2 separate regions of the Mus musculus genome follow, and region 2 is linked to region 1. The links are chromatin loops, found by intact Hi-C in ENCODE. Cell type or tissue: left cerebral cortex. All regions are shown on one strand.

Region 1 (2,500 bases):
CTGCCCAGGAAGCAGGAAGGCCAGTACTAAGACACAGTCCGAGGTACACTCTTAGGAAGGTCATGGCAAAACTGGGAAACAATGGAGTACTTCTATGACCAGAACCGTGTCTGAGCAAAGGCAGCCAGTGGCACGGGGAGCCAGGTGAGCAGCTGTGTGGCTGTAGGTAGCTGGGAGGCTCTATAGCTGTGTAGCTGTAGATAGCTATGAGGTTGTATCTGCAACCTTTCTCCACTGTGATAAATTCTCTGAAAGAAACAACTTAAGAGGAAAACGATCCGTGGCGGCTTAAGATTTGGAGGAGTTTAGTCCACTATGGGAAGGGGAGCTATGGTAGTCGGAGAGGCCGGCAGCTGAGGCAGGGGTTAGAGTGGATCAGGAAGCCAGACACAGGCTGGAAGCAAAGCAGAGTTATAAACCTCAAGAACACACTCTCCAGTGTCTGATTCCTCCAGCTAGGCCCTAACTCTTAAAGACTCCATAACCTCCCACAACAGAGCTACCCAGCTGGTGGCCAAATGTTCAACCATGAGCGGGGGCATCATTTATCCACAGTCACACTGGGGGCAGCACCCTGTCCTCCATTCAGGCTGTGGAAGAGCTGTTGGATCATTAACACAGGAGCAAGGTAAAAGATCAAAAGAGACCCACCTGAGGGAACCCAGGGATGATTTCTGAGTGGCCATCATGAAAACCTAGCTGATACAACAGTTACCACCAAGCAGCTGAGAAAACACTGGGCTTTTCGCAGCTGTAGAAATGCCAGCAGGGCCTTGGGCCAGAATTTGCAGAACCTAGCCAGGCCCCAAAGTCCACGATAGCTGGTGCTCCAGCAGAAGTGCTCCCCCCGCCTGGGGAGCTTCGGCTGGAACTGGCTCCTCCTACCTGCTGCCATTCTGCTGTTATCACTGTCACCAGAGGCTGGAGATGCCTTATAAGGAATGTCAATAAGGTGTGTTCATTCCATGGACAGTGAGACCCAAAACTCATCACGACCCCAGCCCTCCTCCTCCCGTGATAAGAAATTTCTGGTGATTTTGAGAAGGGAGATCGTCAAAGAGTCCCCCCACCCTTCTCAACGTATCCATCATGGTACATAGTCAGCTTCCCTGAAGCGGGGTCCCTATTGTCACCTCAACATGTAACCAGCTAGTGGATTAACCAGGAGCTGATAATTTGTAGGTATTCAAAGGGTAAATAGGGTTTTCTTAGAATTAGCACATTGGGCTTCAGATTCATAAAAGCCAGCCAGCAGTGCTTTCTTTCCGATGTGTTTTTGTGGAGGTGGGGGAAAAAAGCCTAAATGCTCCAGAATTATTCATGAAAATCGCTTCCTCCAATCCTGCTTTTATTACAGTGGGTCCTCCTAAGTGGCTCATTAGCTTCTAATTGTTAGCGAGAGCTGCTCCTAAATGCATGGGCTCGCCAACTAAAAGGCATGCCAAGTTGGTGAGCTGCTGCCATCTAGTGTCGAAAGATGGTAAGAGGTGAGCCCATTTTGAAGCTTCCCTGGATTCGTCTTATTCATCACCATGCCCATGGGTCAATGGGAAGCAGATTTGTCCATTTGAGATAAATTGAGCCATTCACTGAAGGTAAAACACACAGTGTGACATCATCCTTGTTATGTCTACGTGAGTAAAATCTTGTTTGCTAGAAACACAACCCAGGGCAGGGAAGACAGCATAAAGCGAGCAAAAGGATATGGGTTTGGATCTGCAGAGCCCACATAAAAAGCTGGGCATCGGGTCATGTGATTATAATCCCAACTTGGCCTCTGATGGAAAAGGGACTTGAGATGGGTAGTAGGTCCCTGTGCTTTCTGGCCAGCCAATCTAACCAAACAGCAACCTCCAGGTTCAGTAAGAGATCCCATCTCAAAAAGGAAAAAAAAAAAAAAAAAAAAAAAAAAAGGGTCTATGAAGCATCCGCAAACATAGGCATACATATGCCTGTGTATACATGCACAAGCACGTACAAGCACAGGAGAAACTTGCCCCAGGACTCAAAGGTTAGAAATAGAAAACGTCTGTGCTGATTTTTTCACTGCAATTATGTCATAGTTTTTTTTTTTTAGTGAGAAATTCTAAAATGTAAATTAATATTTTCACCCTCACACAGTGGGCTTTTGGTAAATATCAATAGGAAGGTGGAAAGGGTAATGGAAGCTGGGACTCTGGAGCTGTCCCAGGGCGGCGGCCGTGTATTCTGACAAGGTGTTGCTGCTGAAGCGGTAGGCTCAAGTTGACCTGCAGATGACACAGGGGAAGAAAAGGCACCTTGTGCTAACTGGATCTGTCAATCAACGCAGGCTAGAGTCACCTGAGAGGAGGGCGCCTCATTTGAGAAAATGCCTCCATAAGATCCAGCCATAGAACATTTTCTTAATTTGTGATGATGGGGAAGGGCCCAGCCCATCGTGGGTGGTGCCATCCCTGGACTGGGAGTCCTGGGTGCTATAAGAGAGCAGGCTGAGAAAGCCAATAAGCAGAAACCCTCC
Region 2 (2,500 bases), 170 kb before region 1:
ACCTCCCTGGGGAGCTCGTGGGGGAGGAGGGGCGGTGAGTTTCCTCCTCTGTTCTCCTCCTTTTGTGATTTTCTTGTTCTGGGACAGCAATGCAAGGAAGACCTTCAATTCCTGATCTTTGGCCTCCGACTCTCAAGCTTGGGATGACAGGCATGTACCACCAGGCCAGGCTCATCTTGACAGTGGTCACACTGTCAGTATCCTTAGTGCCCCACCCTCCACCTGCCACCCCCACACCCCCTCCCCTGTTTTCCAGAGCATTCTTATTCAGTAGAGAATTTCTATAGAAACTTCAAGTACTGTTTCCAGGTAGGAGAAATGTAAATGCCAAGGGCATTTCTTTCCAGTTCTTTGTCTAGAACGATTCTAAAACTAAATAAATAGAAGCTTTTGAATCACCCTCTCCCTGACTGTACCTCAATCAGATCTCTGCAACTCCCACCAGCCCCAGGACACCAGGATCTGTGAATGGGGATGGCCAGGAGGCATGGAGCATGCCCTGTGCTACTTACCACCACCCCCAACACACACACACCACACTCATACACAACACACACACAAACACAAACAACACACACACACACCACACTCATACACAACACACACACAAACAACACACACACCCCACACACATACACAACACACACACAAACAACACAGACACCACACTCATACACAACACACACCATACACCACACACACATATACATACCACAAACACACACACACCACACACATACACAACACACACCATACACCACACACACATACCACAAACACACACACACCATACATACAAACACACACACATACACAACACACACCAATACACACAACACACATACACACATCACACACACATACACACACACAAAACACACACAACACACACAAACACAAACAACACACACACACCCCCCTCCCCCTTCCTGATCAAGATCTAATCTCAATGGAGATCTTACTACTAATTAAAAATTATTAGGGATACAAGTTTTTAAAAAAAGAAGTTAAACGGCCTGTGAAGAATTAATTAACATAAACGGAATATGGCAACTTTTACAGACCAGTGGCCAGTTTTATTTAAGAAATAGTGTGGAAATACAACCCAATGATGTTGAGGGAAATCTAGCAATGAATATCAAGTACAAACTCTAATTTTGTTTTCATGGTAACTACTATGAATCCTCACTGGGTTCACTTCAGCTAAAAACTGTAAAAGCTCTCTCTAGATTTAGGATTTTCCAAGGCTGTATTTCACTTTATTTTTTAAATATAAAAATATTGATGTGAGGAGCCAAGACCTCTGTGATGGTCAAGTACAAGATTCTGTAAGCGTTCTGGGTAGTGGCCACAAGGTGGCGCCACAGTGGTATTTCACAAACCTAACAAGGAGCATAGCCGTTAATGGAAATTGATGTCATCCCCAAATACATGAATGCAATATAATGGCTTCCCTGGATGCGATGGGAACTTTAGTCACAGACTTCTGCTTTCCAATGACTCTCATATGTCCATGGTGACGCAGAAATGCGAGTTTGAAAGATTCTATGATTTCCAAACCTCACAGAGAAGAGCTCTAGAGTTTTCAGAACTTTTAGACTTTCTTATTTATTATTTACTTATTCACTGTACATCCTGATTGCAGTCCCTTCTCCTCCAAGTCCCACCTCTACAAGTCCCTCCTTCCATTATCCTCCCCGCACCCCTTCTCAGAGAAGGAGAGCCTAGCTTCTGAGCAGTTTCATCCAGCAGCAGATGGACACACAGTTGCAGAAGCCCACAGCCAAACATCAGGCAGGACTTGTGGAAGAGTGGGGGGTAGGACTGAGGGATCCAGAGGGGCCGAGGACACTGCAAGAAGACCTACAAAGTCAGTTAATCTGGGCCCATGGGGTTCACAGAGTCTGAACCATCAACCAAGCAGGGACTGGACCTAGGCCCCCCTATTCTTTTGGAGCAGATGTGCAGCTTGGTCTTCATGTGGGTCTCCTAACAGTTGCACAGGGGGCTGTCTCTGCCTCTGCTGCCTGTCATTGGCTCCCCTTCCCCTAACTGGACTTCCTGGTTGGACTTCAGTGAGAGAAGATGTGCTTACTCCTGCTGAGACTGGATGCTCCAGGGCAGAGTGGTAACTTTCTGATTTTCTATTAGTGCTTGCCTGCCCATCGGTGGCTGGGTGAAACCCACTCAGCTCATACACTGGTGTCCGTTTCAGCTATGTGGTAACTCTTCACATTGGAGTAACACCGGAGAACAAATAATGTCTGACAGGGAAGTCACGCCCAGGTGACATGGTGTGGAGGGAATTTTGTGAAAGATGGGCATCTGAAGACATCTTGAGAAAGGACTTGATAGATAGCTACCAGCGGAGAAAGCGACGGAGCATCTCAAATGCTCGCACTTGAACTGGCCGCAAGGTTAGGGAGCAGAGGCAGCCGCTGTTAATAGACTGTGCACACAGAAGCCTTCCATTTGATCTCCAGCACAGAATACAACTGGG

The links. Peaks named below come from ENCODE experiments on the same cell type or tissue, not always from the same donor. Only the 100,000 strongest peaks of a DNase experiment are listed, where the experiment ranks them.
Region 2: a loop joins it to region 1, with 5 times the contacts of the local background. A loop is called at or near these places in 21 of 42 quality-filtered maps.

The regions. Positions count from the first base shown.
Region 1 is chr13:24,686,052-24,688,551 of GRCm38, forward strand. All of the region lies in intron 8 of Ripor2 (RHO family interacting cell polarization regulator 2), which reads left to right. Among named protein-coding and RNA genes, the nearest start is that of Ripor2, 49 kb to the left of the region's middle. In left cerebral cortex, a CTCF peak has its summit at 1,470 (motif pointing left); DNase peaks (open chromatin) are centred at 933 and 1,450; H3K4me3 peaks cover 541 bases; H3K27ac peaks cover 322 bases.
Region 2 is chr13:24,517,717-24,520,216 of GRCm38, forward strand. It overlaps a transcript of Ripor2 not described here. Among named protein-coding and RNA genes, the nearest start is that of Gm22013, 32 kb to the left of the region's middle. In left cerebral cortex, a CTCF peak has its summit at 1,343 (motif pointing right); a DNase peak (open chromatin) is centred at 1,352.